2 separate regions of the Homo sapiens genome follow, and region 2 is linked to region 1. A link is an interaction called in ENCODE POLR2A ChIA-PET data of the cell type or tissue named here. Cell type or tissue: PC-9. All regions are shown on one strand.

Region 1 (8,000 bases):
ACTTAACCAGTCTCTAAAGAGTTTCAAACTTTCCCTAGTCTTTTTGTCTTCTAAGCCTTCATCAGAATCTAGGCATTTCCTAGACTGCTCCTCCAAATTCTTTCAGCCTCTGCCCATTACCTGATTCTAAAGCCAATTCCACATTTTCAGGTATTCATTACAAGCAGCACCCCACTCCTTGGTAGCAATTTTCTCTCTTAGTCTGTTTTCTGTTGCTTCTAACAGGATACCTAAAACTCCATTCATCCATTGAAAAACATTTGAATTGTTTCCACCTTTTGCCTATTGTGAATAATGCTTCCACAAACATTAGTGGGCAATGATTCATCTGTTTGAATTCTTGCTTTCAATTCTTTAGGTAATTTTGTAGTTGTTCAAGATGGGGCATTTGGAGTATAGCCACCTCTTCCAGTCTTTGCAGACTGGCTTTGTGCCAGAGAAGCCCTTCACTAATTAGCTGGGCGTGCCCTGTACCTAGGGATCAGCCAGAGGTGAAAGCTTAAAGTCTTTTCAGTTCTTTTATGAGCATGCATCTTGACTGGGCCTATGGCTTTTTCAATTTCCCAGTATACAGGCCTGCTTTTGAATGTCTTCATTTCCCAGAGTCTCACTCCAGCTTCTCCTCTGGGTCTTAGATGATCTATTGTGTAGCTCCACCTGTAATGTCTCGCCACAGGTGTCTGTGGAGCTTTTTAAAGCAGACTCCCATGCCTGCGACCCTAGGTTAAAGAGGGAGATTAGCCCTCCAGGCAGCCCCACAAAGATGTTAAAACATTGCAAATAAGGTCTGATCTGCTCCTTCTGTTCTAAAGGAGGATATTGGGCATGGGCTGCTGCATCTCCCTGTGCCACACCAGGGAAAGTGTGGGTCAAGGGTGAGTAAAAACACCATGAATTTCCTGATGTTTTGAATGTGGCTTTTTCTTGACTGAGCCTTCACTTCTTTGCTGTGGACCTTTTACCATTTTCCAACACTCCTATAAAGTTAATTTCATTGAGTTTCTGGTTGTTTTAATGTTTCTATGAGGGGAACATGGGTTTGGATCTGCCTCGTCTGCCATTTCACTGCAACACACTCAACTGTTCTCCCTGTTCTTGTCTTCCTACAACCCGGCCTCCACGCAGGGCCATAATGATACCTCACACATGCTGTTCCATCTGTTCCTCTTTTCTCTTTGCCAGGCTAATTCCAACTCATTCCGTTTCCAGCCTACACTCTTTCCTCTTCATTTTATCCATTCAAGAATAGAATAGATGCTCCTGCTAAGAACAAGTATATTTCCCTCTGCTTTCCATTTCATAGGGTCTCCTTCCAACTGCAAGACTTTATGATTCTCAAAGTCTACTTAGGGAAGCAAGTATTTACAGAGTCATGGGATGTTAGAGTTGGAAGAACCATTAGAGGCTCAATCACTTCATTTCAAAAATGACAAAATGTGGTGAGAGTGTGGGAGTAACTAACCCCGGGGCCTACTGTCAGGTGATGGTAGAGCAAAGCATCCAAGTCTCACCTAGTTTTAGTCCAGAACTGTTTCCCAAGACTCTTCCTGATCTGCTAGGAAGATGTTTCAATCTAAGGAGGCCTCACCTGCCTCTCTTACTGCCTCTTATACTTGCTGCAGATGGGGAATTCTGGGTTTGCTCATGGGCTTTGCTTCTGTCTTGGCAAAGATTTCTCTGTGATAGTTCTTTCTTTGCACACATTGCCACATGCCACATAATGAACTTGTTAGATGTATCTTATGTGTTATAAATAAACTCCTCAGGGAAATTCCTGGATCCTGGGCCTCTCCCACTGGAGCTTTTGTTTGCTTGTCTTGATGTTCAAGCCAGGAAGAGAACTACAAGCACTGAATTATAGTTCCAGAGGCTGAAATTCTTGGTGTAGGGTTGAGAAAAATTGTTATCTCTATTGCTTTCCTCATGCCCATCTTGACAGAGGACCAGCTCAATGGGAGGATTCCTTCTGGGGTTCAGGAGCCCTGAGAACTGAGAGGACTGCCAAGGAAGGAATATGTCCGACATAGTAAGTCCATAGACTATCAGAGCTATAAGACAAATTAGAGATGCTTTGAGCTAGGGCCCTTATTTTGCAGATGAGAAATTGAAGCCCAGAGAAATTAGGAAACTTGACTAGCATTGTATATCATGGGGTAAGAGAAGATCATGAAATTTGGGGTCAGAAAACACTTGAGTGCTGGTTCTGCTACTTACCAGCTCTGTAACCTCAAGCAAGCCTCATTTTCCTCCTCATCAAAATGGAAATAATCCTATCTGCCTTGGAGGGCTATTGCCAGGAATAAAGAATACTCTGTCTACGATAATGCCTGCTATAGGGCACATGCTCACTGAATGCTCATGCTCTTCTTTCATCCTCTTTCCCTTCTAATTTGCAGCTTCCTCTTTGAGTCCTGAAAGGCTCTTCCTTCTCTATGATTTCAGTTAAGCTTGGTTGGTAAATACTTAAAAAAAAAAAAAAAAAGGCAAGGGTTAATTTTGCAGCTTTGAAATGGTTTATTTATTAACTGTAGAGTTATTTATTTTCTTCCCTCATATTTATTTCAAAGCAATGATTTCATTTTTCCAGAAGCACGATGGTCACTCTTCATTCTTCAAAGATAGCTGTTTAAAAACATCTCTTTAAACAGAAAACACCAGTAATTTTCTGGGCTCCCTTCCCATTGGCTGGAATACTCCAGAGGAATTTAGTTCTTTTCCAAGTCCCATTCTGGTTCTCTGTGGGACTCCTAGCTAAGGAATTTCCTTTGGAGTCATTTTTGGCATTGCTTGGGTACTGCCACATGCACCAGGGAAATGAAATCCGCCTGTTATATGACTATGCTGTTACAGAGTCCTGTAGAGGTGGTTGCATTAGTGGTTGTGGTATAGAAGAGCTCATTGGCCTTGGAGTCAGAAAACCTTGGTTTCAGACCTGGTTTAACCATTATCTAGGCTGCTGGCCTTGGGCGACGTAGTCTTTCCTCTCCCCTAGATATCAGTTTCCTTATTTGTAAAGCAATCAGATAAAGTGCCCGAAGGGTCTCTGCCAGCTTTGACCTTAATCACAAACTGCTACTTAGCCCTATTTTGGGGAAGGAGGGGAATTTGGAATGGTGTCCTAACCCTGACCCTTCCAACAGGTCATCTGATTGTTACCCCAGGATTTCAGTCTGCCTAGGTTGATTTGGTGTTTGACCCTCTTATCTGAAACCTTCATAACATCTTTCTTTCCCTTTCTTATCTGGAAACAAACATATGTCTTACTCTCTGACTTTTCTCTAAAGGAATTCAAGTTTTTAAAGGCAGTTACCTTGAGAGGTGTTGTTTTATACAAGAACTTGGGTGATAGTGATGAAATTTCCGTCTTTTTCTTATCCTTTCACTTCTTTTAAAACAAGCTCAATAATCCTACATCACCATCTTAATAGGGTCATAATGATATTTACAGAATGTCGTAAAATATTCCCTATTTTCAAGATTCATTCATTTAATGGATGTTTATTGAGTGCATATTATGTGTCAGATATTTTTCTAGGCACTTGGGGATATGGCAGAGAAGAGCTACTAAATTGCTGTTATTGTGGATAGAGGAGCTAGACAATACACAATGTAAGTTGAGATGTGTGGTATATTAGATAGGGTTACATACTAAGAAGAAGAACAAAGTAGGCAAGGGAGATAGGAAAGGTAGGGAATGAAGTTACAATCTAAATTGGGTAGTGAGGGAAGGCCTTACTAAGAGGATGACACTGGGGGAAAAAAAAGATGAAGGAAACAAATAAGAGGAATGGCAGGTGCCAAGGCCCTGAGGCAGGAGCATCCTGAAATGTTCATACATGAGGAGGCTAATGTGTGCAGTAGGACCAGAGTGGTAACGGGGATCAGGTCACTGTCAGAACACTGGTTTTTAATCTGAATTAGATAGGAAGCCACTGGAGAAGTTGAGTGGCAGGGTGATGTTACCCAATTTACTGTCACCCAGTTGATAACAGACCATAGAGATACAAGAATGAAAGAGGAAATATTAGCCAGGAGGCTCCTGCAGTACTCCTTGCAAGAGGCTGTAGTGACCCGTTCCAGGGTGGTAGCAGCTGTGGTTGAGTCTGGATGTACTTTAAAGGTGGAGCTGAGAGGATTTGCTGGTGACTCAGATGTGCAGTATGAGAGAGAGAGGAGTCAAAGACGCCCCAAGATTTTTGGCCTGTGCAACTGGAAGAATGGAGTGTCTACTTTCTGAGATGAGGAAGGCCGTGAGGAACAAATTTTGGGGCAATATGAGGACCTCAGTTTTGGACATGGGCATTCTGTTAGACATTAAACATGAGAAATGCGAAGGTGGCAGTTGAAATATCACGCCTGTGGTTTAGAGGAGGTGCCCAAGCTAGAGATGAAATTGGAGAGCCATCAGCATTTAGGTGGTTTTAAATGTCATAAGCCTAGATGAGATTATTTAGGGAGTGAGGGTAGAGAGGAAAGAAAAGAGGCCAAAGAGCTGAGCCCAGGGAATCCCCATGTAGAGAGGTTGGAAAAATAAGGAGAAACTAACAGGGAGACTGTGGGGACTGAGGCACAGAGAGCAGGATTCCCTGGGGCTTTCAGAGCTTTGGGAGCAGAGTGAGGACTGGAATCCAGGCCTTCACAACCAGGTTCAGAGCTCTGTCTACTGGCCCAAGGCTCCTTCTCTCTCATGGCACCAGCTACTTCTCGTATTGGAATCTTGCTGATGTCCCTTGCATGGGACACATTGTTTCATCGAATCTGAGCAGGAGGTGGATTTTTGTCTCTATTTTTTTTTCAGTGCACTTGAAGTACTTCATAACTTTAAAATGCACTCAAATGAAAAGACTTGGTGGGAGGCCCAGACTGCTATCATGGATTTGGGCGTCAGACATGCAAACTCAGACCAAAGGGAGATGTTGTCAGAGTTGTTAAAAGAAGGATTCTGTTGTCTTGGATCCCACTGGCAGGCCTGGGCCACACATGAGCATTTAACTGGCAGGGATTAAATAAACCAGATGGTCCCAGGCGATGGGCAAGATGGGATAACGTCACAGGACAAATAGCCCAAGGGGAGAAGAGAGTCCTCACTTTCAAACTAGGTCAGCATCTTCTGAGACCACAGGCCTGGTCTACATCTACACTGTGACCTTCGGATCCCCAGGCTTGCTCTGGTTGGTGCTGGCCTGTTGGTATCCATTGGGGTATCATAACCTCTGACTTTGTAGAGGTCTCCTTTGGGACTGAAAGATGCTGGCAGGGAAGACATGTTTTTGCCCATGCTGATCTGTTTGTCATTCAGACACTCACCCTGGGTACCGTCCAGGCCCCACACACCTTCCCATTGTCATCACACTGCTTTATCCTAATACCCCATTCCTCAGAGAAGACTCCCTTGGTGGCTTTGTGATCTGCCTAGGTGTTGAAATGGTCCTGGTTCTTTTTCCTTATTATCAGAAGCTCATTGCTAGGAATTGAGCTTGTGTTTCTGCATTCAAATGACATTTTTCTTTTCTTCTTGAAAAAAAAAATGCCAACACAGGAAATTGTTGCAAAGGCACTGTTTGTCTCCTTCCCTCAAGTTCAGAGAACCCATGGCTTCCTTTCTATGGACAAGTGCTGGTACCAGTGGGTCACAGAAAGACCAGGGACCTGGGAAACGATTTCTGCTTTTGGGTTTTGGTTTCTGCCCTCTTTTCTCTCTACTTCTCTACTAATTCACTGTGAAGTGTTAACAGAGGTTGAGAATCTGTTAAAAGTGACTTCTCTAAGCCCAGCCCTAGGTTCTCAGAGCCCCCAGAAGGAGATTCCTCTCCTCCCTGTAAGCTGGCCTGCCTCGTTCAGGACCATTAGGTCTCTTGCCTAATGTACTGTAGCCATCTTGAGTCTCCCTCAGTTCACTGCATTTAATGCCTCATTTGAAAGGGAAAGCTGATCACATCTCTCTTTGGTTTAAAATCCTTAGATGGCTCCCTATTCCCAAAAGCAAGCTGTGTATTCAAGGCTTTTTATAATCCTGCACATAGAGATCTTCCCAAATGGTGTGATGTTCTTTCTCCCAAACTGTCTGTCTCTCTAGGGACTATATCATTCAGTTTTCCACAAATGCCTGGTGTCCTTTCATATCTCCGCTTTCTCATATGCTACTCCCCATTGCCTGGGATGCTCCTCCTCCTCTTGGTTTACTACTGCAAGGTAAAACAGTACCATTCTTTCCAGAAAACACTAGTGCAGAAAGGTCTTAGCAATGGTGTTGCTACTGAGAGTCACAAAATAGTTCTGGACCACGGGCTACAATATCAGGGAATCTATCTCATCTCTGTCTCTTGCTGGTTGAGTGACCTAAGTCAGAGGTTGCACACTGGTGGGAGAGCCTATAATAATGACTTTCAAATTGCATGTCCATTAGAATCACCTGTGGATCTTTAGAAAATCCCAGTGCTCAGGCCTTACTCTAGATTGATCATATTTGGATCTCTGTGGTTGAGACACAGACATTGGCATTTCTTTAAACTCCCCAGGTAATGCCTGTGTGTAGCCTTGATTGAGAGCCATTGGTGTTAGAGTTAAGGGATTAGGCTCCAGAGTCCATCAGAACTGGTTTCAAATCCTGGTTTCTCCATCTCCTAGCTGAGAGATCTTGGGTCACATTTTTTTAAATGACATTTTTGTTTTGAGAAGTATTGGAAGGTTGTGAAGATGGTACAGGAAGTTCTGATGAATACTACACCAGTTTCCTCTATTATTACCATCTTATATTTGTTTAGTACATTTCTCACAATTAATGAACCAAGATTGATACGTTATTATTAAATAAAGTCCAAATTTTATTCAGATTTCCTTAGTTTTCACCTGATGTTTTTGTCTTTTCCAGGATCCCATCCAGGATATCACATTACATTTATTTGTCATATCTCCTTAGGTTCTGTATTAGTGTCCTGGGGCTGCCCAACCTGGGTAGCTTAAAACAACAGACATTTATTATTACACAGTTTGGAGGCTAGAAGTCTGCAGTCAGGGTGTTCCCTCTGAAACTTGTAGAAGAGAATCCTTCCTCACCTGTTCCTAGCTTCTGCTGGTTTGCTGGCAATCCTTAGCATTTCTTGGCTTGTAGCTACAAAACTTCAATCTCTGCCTTCATCAAGACATGATATTCTCCCTCACGTGTCTGTGTCTCTGTGTCTTTACTTTTCTTTTTTTTTCTTTTTGTGGAGAAGGAGTCTCACTCTGTTGCTCAGGCTGGAGTGCAGTGGCGTGATCTCAGCTCACTGCAACCTCCGCCTCCCGGGTTCAAGTGATTCTTCTGCCTCAGCCTCCCAGGTAGCTGGGATTACAGGCACCCACGACCATGCCTGGCTAATTTTTGTATTTTTAGTATGCATGGGGTTTCACAGGTTGGCCAGGCTGGTCTTGAACTCCTGACCTCAAGTGATCTGCCTGCCTTGGTCTCCCAAAGTGCTGGGATTATAGGCATGAGCCACCGTGCCTGGCCTACTCTTCTTATAAGGATGCCCGTCCTATAGGATTAATTAAGGGCCCGCTGTACTCTAGTATGACCTTTTCTTAACTAATTACAGCTGCAATTATCCCATTTCCAAATAAGTTCACATTCGAAGGTACCGGGGGGTGGGACTTTAACATATCTTTCCCATTTTGGCTCCTCTTGGCTGTGATAGTTTCTTAGAATGTCCCCGTTTTTGATGACCTTAACAGTTTTGATGAGGGTTGGTCAGGTACTTGGTAGAATGTCCCTCAGTTGGGATTTACCTGATGTGTTTCTCATGATTAGCCTGGGGTTATGGGATTTGGAGGGAAGAACACAGAGGTACAAAGCCATTTTCATCATGGCACACAAAGTCACATAGCATCCATGTGACTTAACACTTTTGTATTAACCTTGATTACCCGGCTGAGGTAGTGTTTATCAGGCTTCTGCACAGCAGAATGATTGTGTCCTGCCCCACCTTTTATACTATATTCTTTGGAAAGAAATCACTATGTGC
Region 2 (8,000 bases), 230 kb after region 1:
GGCTTTCCAAGGTGGCAAACATGGAGCTTACAAGGCCTCTTAAGGCCTAACCTTGAAAATAGCACATTATTTCTGACACATTCTATTGGTTAAAGCCAATCACAAAGCCAGCCGAGCTTTAGGGTGGGGAAATCGACTCCATGTCTTAATGGAGTGTGTCATGTTTTTCATTCTACCAATGCCCTGTCTGCTAGAAAACATGGAAGATTGAAAGTACGGGTGGAGCACAAGGGCTTCCTCCTTCTCTTTTTTCACTCTGTTTCTTCATTTTCTTAACACCATTCTTTCTGGGTATATGGTGTCGTGCAAATTTCTTTTCTAAGGAGTTTCAATTATCTTGAAAGAGAATTATTACATAAAAAGGAAGAGAGCATGGTTGTAGCAAATGTAAACATTGCTTTGAATCTCAAAAATGAAGGCACTTAAAGACCTGTGAGGGGGTCCTCTGTGGCCATTTTACCAAATCTCAGTCTGGTTCTTCTGTCCTCAGGTTCAGTAATTTCTGCCTCTTTCATACCGAGGGCCTCATTGTTCAAGGGCCTCTATCCAAATTTCCACCCCCTCCACTTCCTTCTAGGAAGCCTTACCTCTTTACAAAGGATGAGATTCCCCTTACTCAGATTCTTTATCTTTTCCAGATATAAGAAGGGTTTAAGATTGAAGCATGTGATCTTAGCACCCCAAGCCTTCACTGATGTTGGTCATCGGCCAAAGTTCAGACAGGCAGGCACAGAATTCCTGGGGCAAAGTGAGCAGTGTCCCATTCTAGAGTTTTTTATTTGATGGCATCTTGTGAAAGCTGAGGCTGTCAGTTACTCTTTCCAGGAACCTATTAAAATAAGATCAGCTCCCAAGAACAAACAACAGTTGTGTGTGTGTGTGTGTGTGTGTGTAGTTTGTGTGTATGTGTGTGCATGTACATGTGTGCACATGTGTGAATAGGTTTAGGAGTGGGTGTTGAGGACGGTTCAGGTAGAGTGGGTTTTTATCAATTAAGAATGCAGTCAATTTGTCAATTGAAAATGGAGTTAGTGAAGCTCCCAATATTGAGTAAGAAGTGTCTGGCTTCTTTTCTACTCAGCTTTGATCTCTGATGGAATCATAAAAGTCTCATGCTGCAGACTGGATTCAGTGGTTTCCAACCCCAACCACACATATGCATACACAGACACACACATATCTGAAGGGATGTGCTGACTCTTTTTACTATGTCTTAGAGGAAATCTACCTTCTTATAATCTCCACCCACCTGTAATAATTTTCTGCTGCGGACACACAGATAAGGTCTAATTCATCTTTTTATGAGAGGCTTTTGTGTATTTCAAGATAATTACCACCAGGCACCGTGGTTTATACTGGTAATTCCAGCAATTCAGAAGGCTGAGGCAGGAGAATCACTTGAGGTCAGGAGATTGAGACCAGCCTGGGTGACATAGTGAGACCTATCTCTAAAAAAACCCAAACAAACAAAAACAAAAATAAAAGTTAGCGGGGTGTGGTAATGCATACCTGTAGTCCTAGCTACTTGGGAGGCTGAGGCAGGAGGATCGCTCCTTGAACCCAGGAGTTCAAGGCTGTAGTGAACTATGATTGTGCTGCCACAACTGCAATCTAGCTTAAGCAACAGAGTGAGACCTCACCTCTAAAAATTAAAAAGAAAAATATAATTACCATGTACTTCCCAAGTTTTCTACTGTCCTAGCTAAACATTGAGGCTGGCTGAATACAATATTACCTGACAAATGCCATGCGATTGATGCAAAAAAGATGAGAAAACATATTCATGCTCATACCTATTCTTTTTATGCTAGATATTTCAGTAGTGCATCCAGCAGAAATTCAAATTGTTAGATTTAGGATATAGATAATGGGTGGAATATGGAACATGGAATATTAAGTCATCAATTCTGCTCTATTTCCTTTTGTTTATGTGTCCAGCACAGTCAAAAAAGATAAGAAGGAGAAGACTGTGAAAGTAGGTTGTCTGAATCCATTTTATGCTGTTATGATAGAATACCACAAAGTGGGTAATTTATAAAGAAAATAAATGTATTTCTCACAGATCTGGAGGTTGGGAAGTCCAAAAGCATGGCACCAGCATCTGGTGAGGGTCATCCCATGGCAGAAGGATGGAAAATAGAAGCAAGCATGAGAGACAAAGAAAGCACACTTTTATAACAAAGCCATTCCTTCAATATCTAACCCAACATTTAGAAGGCAGCAGTAATCTATTTATGAGAGTGGAACGCTCATAACCTAATCACCTCTTAAAGATTCCATTTCCCAATAGTGTTACACTGGTGGTTAAATTTCAGCATGAATTTTGGAGGGTACATTCAAACTACAAGACAGATTTCATGTTCAATCTAATAATTCTCTTCCATAACTGGACAAGTCCTACAAATAAGGTTGGTATTTAATAACATTCAGTAATATTTATTAAACACCAACTATACATCAGTCACTGTGCACCTGGCACCCAGAAAACCCAGTTGGGTGAATACTAGATATCACTTAAGTCATACAACTCTGTGAGGTAGAAATTATCCCAATTTTCAAGATAAAGAAATTGGAATTTGGGTAGGTTAGGTGAGTAGGCCAAATTTCTACATTTAGTAAGTATAAAGCTACCCCAGAACTTTTGTCTCCAAACTCAGTACTTCTTTTTACTCTACTCGGTGCATGCCTGTTCTGTGCATCGGGTGGTGGGGTTAGACACAGCACAAGAGGTTTTTGCCTTTATATTTTACCCTCTACATGGGAGAAGGAGAATTCAGAGAGGAGGGGAATATTGAGCTGGTCCTGGAAAAACAGTGGGCAGTGGAGACATAGGAGGGGACGACAATACAGGGAGATTTAAGAGCCAAGATATATAGAGAGAAGTTTGCTGGGATGCTTAGCAAATATTGAGTAGAGTGGTCTGGCTGGATGGGGAAAGACCCATATTGGTAGTGAAAGGAGGCTGCTTTGAAACTCTGTGTTAGTTTGGCTATAGTCCCTGACAGAGTGTGACTGTGCAGAGCCTTGAACAACAAATTAAGAAGCCTTTTTCCATGGTTGGTTAGGCCCAGTGTATTGATTGGCCGCATTTCCAGAGGTCTAGATAAGCCTGCATCAAGGAAAATTCCTTTTTTGTTGCTGTTGATGTTGAGCATGTTCTGGGCTGGCCTTTTCTCACCATTGGAAAGGTAAACAACTGTAGGATTTAGATTTGAGTTTGACAATAGGAAGTAAGGTACCTTGCTTGACCTGTGTACTTACCAGTAGAATGGGGAGAAACATAAGAATTATTTACATGGTATCTGGCATATATTTTTGGGGGGAGTTCCTAGAAATATTTAGCAACAGAATTCAAAGGGTCCGGATCCAGCCATTTAAGTCTTAAACTTTTCTTCATCCCAACTCCATCAAGAGGGAGCCCATGAATACTTCTAGCAGAGTTGTCACTTGATGAAAAGTAGTGTGATGGGACCACCAATCTGGGGCAGATGTCCTAGCATGGCTTAGAGTGGAGATCCAGGAAGCAGGAGGACCAGGTAAGAGACAAGCCAGTGGTGGAAGGGTTGTCAGGAAATCTAATAAATTTGTCCATGTATTTATTTATTTATTCATTCATTCACTCATTCATTTATTCATGTATTTATTTACTCAACAATTATGTGGGAAGAACCTACCATGTGCCGGGCTGTAGGTCAAAGCTCTGGAAATCAGAGGTGAACAAACCGGACATAATTCCTTCCCTCAAATTATTTACAGTCTCTCTTCTAAACTTATTATTCTAATATTTCGATGCAATCTTTCAGTGTTTTAGGGTGGTGGGATTTTACAGGATTTAAGACGTTTCAGCAAAGGGAGAGGGTAGTTGGTTATGTAGTGATCTCCCTGACCTTAGAGGTAGTTGTTGCACTAAGTAAGAGCCTGACTGAAATTTCTACTAAATATCTCCCAACACAGGAAGATAAGCATCTAGAATTCATGTTTATAGGATATGCATCTGAGCCTGTGATGAGACCTCTACTGGGATTCTTCTTAAAAGGAGTCAAGAAATGAAGTGAGAAGATTTTTTTCTTCTTTATTCTCGAGCAAAAACAATGTGGGATAGAGAAGCCACAGGCCAAACCCTCTTAGGAAAGCTGGCCAGGAATGCAAGCACCATGAAAGTTCTTTCACAAGAAAAGGAGAATTGCTTCCTAGGGTTATCCTGATTTCAAAGTCAAGGTAGCATGAGATTGGCTTATTTTTGCGCTGGGCTTGAAAATGTAACTGACTCAGGAGAGAAATGTTAGGACCAATTTCTGGCCTTGAGAAATTCCCTATCAGGAGGTTGGTACAAAGGTGCATTTGCAGTAATCAGCTCTTTTCTTTAGCTTACACCTCCACCTGCATCATGCAATTGCATCAATACCTCCTCAAATTCCCATAAGATTATTTTTGAGAAAACTTAATGTGTTACTATGTAACTTCTCTGAGCCTCAGTTTCCTCCCCTGTCCAATGGGGCTGATGATATTTTAGCAGCACTAAGTTGTATCACAGAAGTAATTATCCAAATATAGTACCTAGTACTTGGCTGTCACCTAATACTTGCCTCATACCATCACATCTAGGAAAGTTAAAATACCTTTTTTAAATGACACACTTTGTGAGAAAAATTAGGCCAAATATGTAAGGAAGAAATTATTAGTTATTAATATTTTCCCCAGTCAGTTTCTAAGTTCCTCAGATTATTTATCCCAAGATTTGTGGGAAGAAGCTCAAATGAGACAGGGTCTAGGAAAACCTGTTGCAAGCTATTAAGTGTTCTCTGCCTAAAAGGGACCATCTTAGACCTGAGGGGGCCTGCTTCCTTGCTTTCAGCAAGACTGCTGGTGCCCCAAAGCCAGCATCAGTGCATGGAAGAGGGCTTATGATCAGCCCTGCGTGCCTGCTAATGATGACCACAAGCGGCCTTGAAGAGGCTTTTCATCACCACACCTTGTCTTCTTCCAACTCCAATTTGTACAGCCTATGGGTTGCTTCACTTCCAGGAGCCAGACCCCAGGGGCTGTTAATAGCCAAGGTCACCAGTGTGAACCTCCGCTCATCCTAGCCAGCATGGCTGTGACTTCCCAAGAGAAGATAAAAGACTGATAGGCCCCCCCCAAGAGAGGAGAGAGCGACACTTCTCATTAACAGAGGGCCGGTCAGGGAGTAGGATGCAAATGGCCCTGATGCCCCTGTGGCTGCTGCCACTCTCATTGCCTCCTGGCACATCACGGCAGGTGGATGACAACTTGTCTCACTGAAGAACTCTGAAACTGTTTCTAGGGGTGCTTTTGGGAGAAGCAGAGGCAAATCCTGCTAGAGCTTTCTGATACCAACCCTATGGCATTTGTCCTCTTGACTCCATACCTAAGGCTTCAGCACAGTCCTCCACTTGAAATGTAGGCCTAGAGGAGGACACACCTCTGGAGGAACTCATTCCAGCTTTACTTTCTTCGAATACACAGGCACGCACACGTGCACACACACACCCCTACACACACGCACACACACACACACACACACACACACACACACACACACCTTTTTCCTATTTTTTTTAGGGCAGTGAGAGGTTCTCAAATTTCAGTGTGCATCAAAATAACCTGGAAAATTTATAAACATACAGGGCCACACCCCAGACCTACAGGGCCTAGGGAATCTATGTTTTAACCAGTTTTCCAGGTAATTCTGGTATAAATGATCATGAGATCACACTTTGAGGTATACTATTCAGGAGTTAAAAAATAATTACAGAACCTATTTTATAGAGTTTTAAAAACTGGAAGACAATTCAAAGGTATGTAGAATAGCCTTTCATTCTACAAATGAGAAAGTGGATAGAGGCCTAGGCTGTAGCTGCCTGCCAGAGTTCAAACCCTGGCTCAGCCTCTTACAAGCTGGATGATTTGGGGTAAGTTACTTAAATACCCCGTGCATCAGTTTTCTCATCTATACAACAGAAACAATATAAAATGTTACCTATCTCATGAGAGATTTTATGAGGTTTAAATGCATTCATATAGTCAAAGTTTTGGAAAAGTGCCTGGCACATAGTGAACATTCAATAAATTATTTGTATCTTTCAGGTTCAATCAGAAAAACAGGACCACTTCGAGTAGTATAGAATATGGGATATATTACAAGGCTTAGACCAGACATAATTGTGGGAACTCATTATGTTGCTACTTTAGGGGGCAGTTTCTGCTTTTGATGCTGGCCCAAATGTCAGCAGGGCTAGAAACATAGAAGAAAAGATAGACATCAAGTAGGAATAACGAGGACAGACTAGAATCTGCAAGAATTAGCTGGAACAATATGTGCTGCTTCTTCAATCTCGGTGATGCTGTTGGCCTACAAGATAAGCTGGCAGCCTGCACCATAGGGTCACACCTGCTCTTGTCCCAGTACTCAGAGAAGTTGAAAGAGGGGATCTGGCAGGAGCTGAAGGAGCTGCAGCATCAACTGTGCTCTAAACCAACCAAGTAAGCCAGCATATCAGTGACCACGTGCAAGAGCTTGTAGCTGCCCTCATTAACCTTTAGAGGATAAAGAAAATAAAATAGCCCTTCTTCACTTTCCCCTTTCAAATCTCACATGACTTGGAACATTAACTTGTGGCCAACCTTAACCTGAAATTGTATAGCCAAGGGGACTCTAAGATTTGCAGTTCCAGCTTAGCTAAGTTGACAAAGTACAAAAACCATCATATTGTCAATTTCTCTTAATACACATCAGGAAACTGAACAGAGCTGGTGAGTACCTTAGGCAAGGTCACACAGCAAATTTTTGGGAGAAGAGAGAGAGAAAGACCTAGGCTTAGGCTACTCAGCTTCTGATAGTCAAGCCTCCTGGTTGCCACAAAGAACTTAAGAAGGTGTCCCTCTGAATGTTTCTTAAACCTACAGAGGGAAAGCCCAAGGAGATGATGGGTCTGTTTCAATAATACATTCACTGAGGGACTGCTAGGTGCCAGTTAGTCTGTCGTCAGGCAGGTAGGACTCCCTTCTTTGCTTACAGAGAAGAAAACTGCATTGGTAAGTACAATAAAAGGCCAAAGAGATACATGCTTCAAGGGAGAGACAATGGTAGTGTTTTAGGGTGGAGCTTGTTAAAAGATAGGTTATCAGACCATGTCAAGTGGCTTTTGCCTAATACTCAAAGGTCATCAATCTAGATCCTATTTCTCTACCCTCTTATCCCTTGCTACTCCGCCGAAATGAAGTACGATATATGGGACAATTTACTTTGAAGCCTCTTGCTACTGTGATAACATGGATACTGTTGTTTTCTCCAACATCCATCTGAGTAAATCAGGCTAAGCATTACCTCCTTGCCACAGTGGTTGCTTCAAGTTACCCAGACCTAAGCCAGGTACTAGAGTCCATTTGGTTGCTGGTGTTGAGATGATCACTTAAAAAATTGTCTAACTCTTTGAGACCAGCCTGGCCAACATGGTGAAACCCTGTCTCTACTAAAAATACAAAAATTAGCTGGGTGTGGTGGTGCACACCTGTAATTCCATCTACTCGGGAGGCTGAGGCAGGAGAATTGCTTGAACCTAGGAGTCGGAGGTTGCCAGATATTTACTCAATGGTTGGAGGAAGTGCATTTCCTCTTCCACTAGATACTGAAAAGGAATTATCACACTGATTGTGCTATCCGCAGCTGACAAACACAGAAGGAACCAGTTGTAGCCTAGAGTCAACATTATGGATGGCAGAATGAAAGAAACATCATTGGGCCATTGAATCAACCATCTCGGAAGCCTGCTTGAACTCTAGGCTTTCCAGTTAACTGAGTCATTGTGTTATCCTGTGTTTGAAATAGTTCAAGTTGGACTTTTCCATTACCTCTTATAGAAAACGTCTGCATTAATACACGTGCCTTTGAATATGCTGAGGATATTTTTCCTCTGCTAAAATAACAGTTCTTCTTACTTTACCTAAAGTCTTCTACTTTTCTCTCAAGAACTTGTTCA

The links. ChIA-PET counts read pairs that join two places held together with the same protein. Peaks named below come from ENCODE experiments on the same cell type or tissue, not always from the same donor. Only the 100,000 strongest peaks of a DNase experiment are listed, where the experiment ranks them.
Region 2: POLR2A ChIA-PET joins it to region 1 with 11 read pairs; 2 of 35 experiments call an interaction of 5 or more read pairs at or near these places.

Annotation. Positions count from the first base shown.
Region 1 is chr3:187,207,958-187,215,957 of GRCh38, forward strand. No RefSeq gene overlaps it. Among named protein-coding and RNA genes, the nearest start is that of RTP1, 14 kb to the left of the region's middle. In PC-9, no CTCF peak of the experiment used is centred here; DNase peaks (open chromatin) are centred at 364 and 4,134.
Region 2 is chr3:187,436,177-187,444,176 of GRCh38, forward strand. No RefSeq gene overlaps it. Among named protein-coding and RNA genes, the nearest start is that of LINC02041, 6.9 kb to the right of the region's middle. In PC-9, no CTCF peak of the experiment used is centred here; no DNase peak of the experiment used is centred here; H3K27me3 peaks cover 618 bases.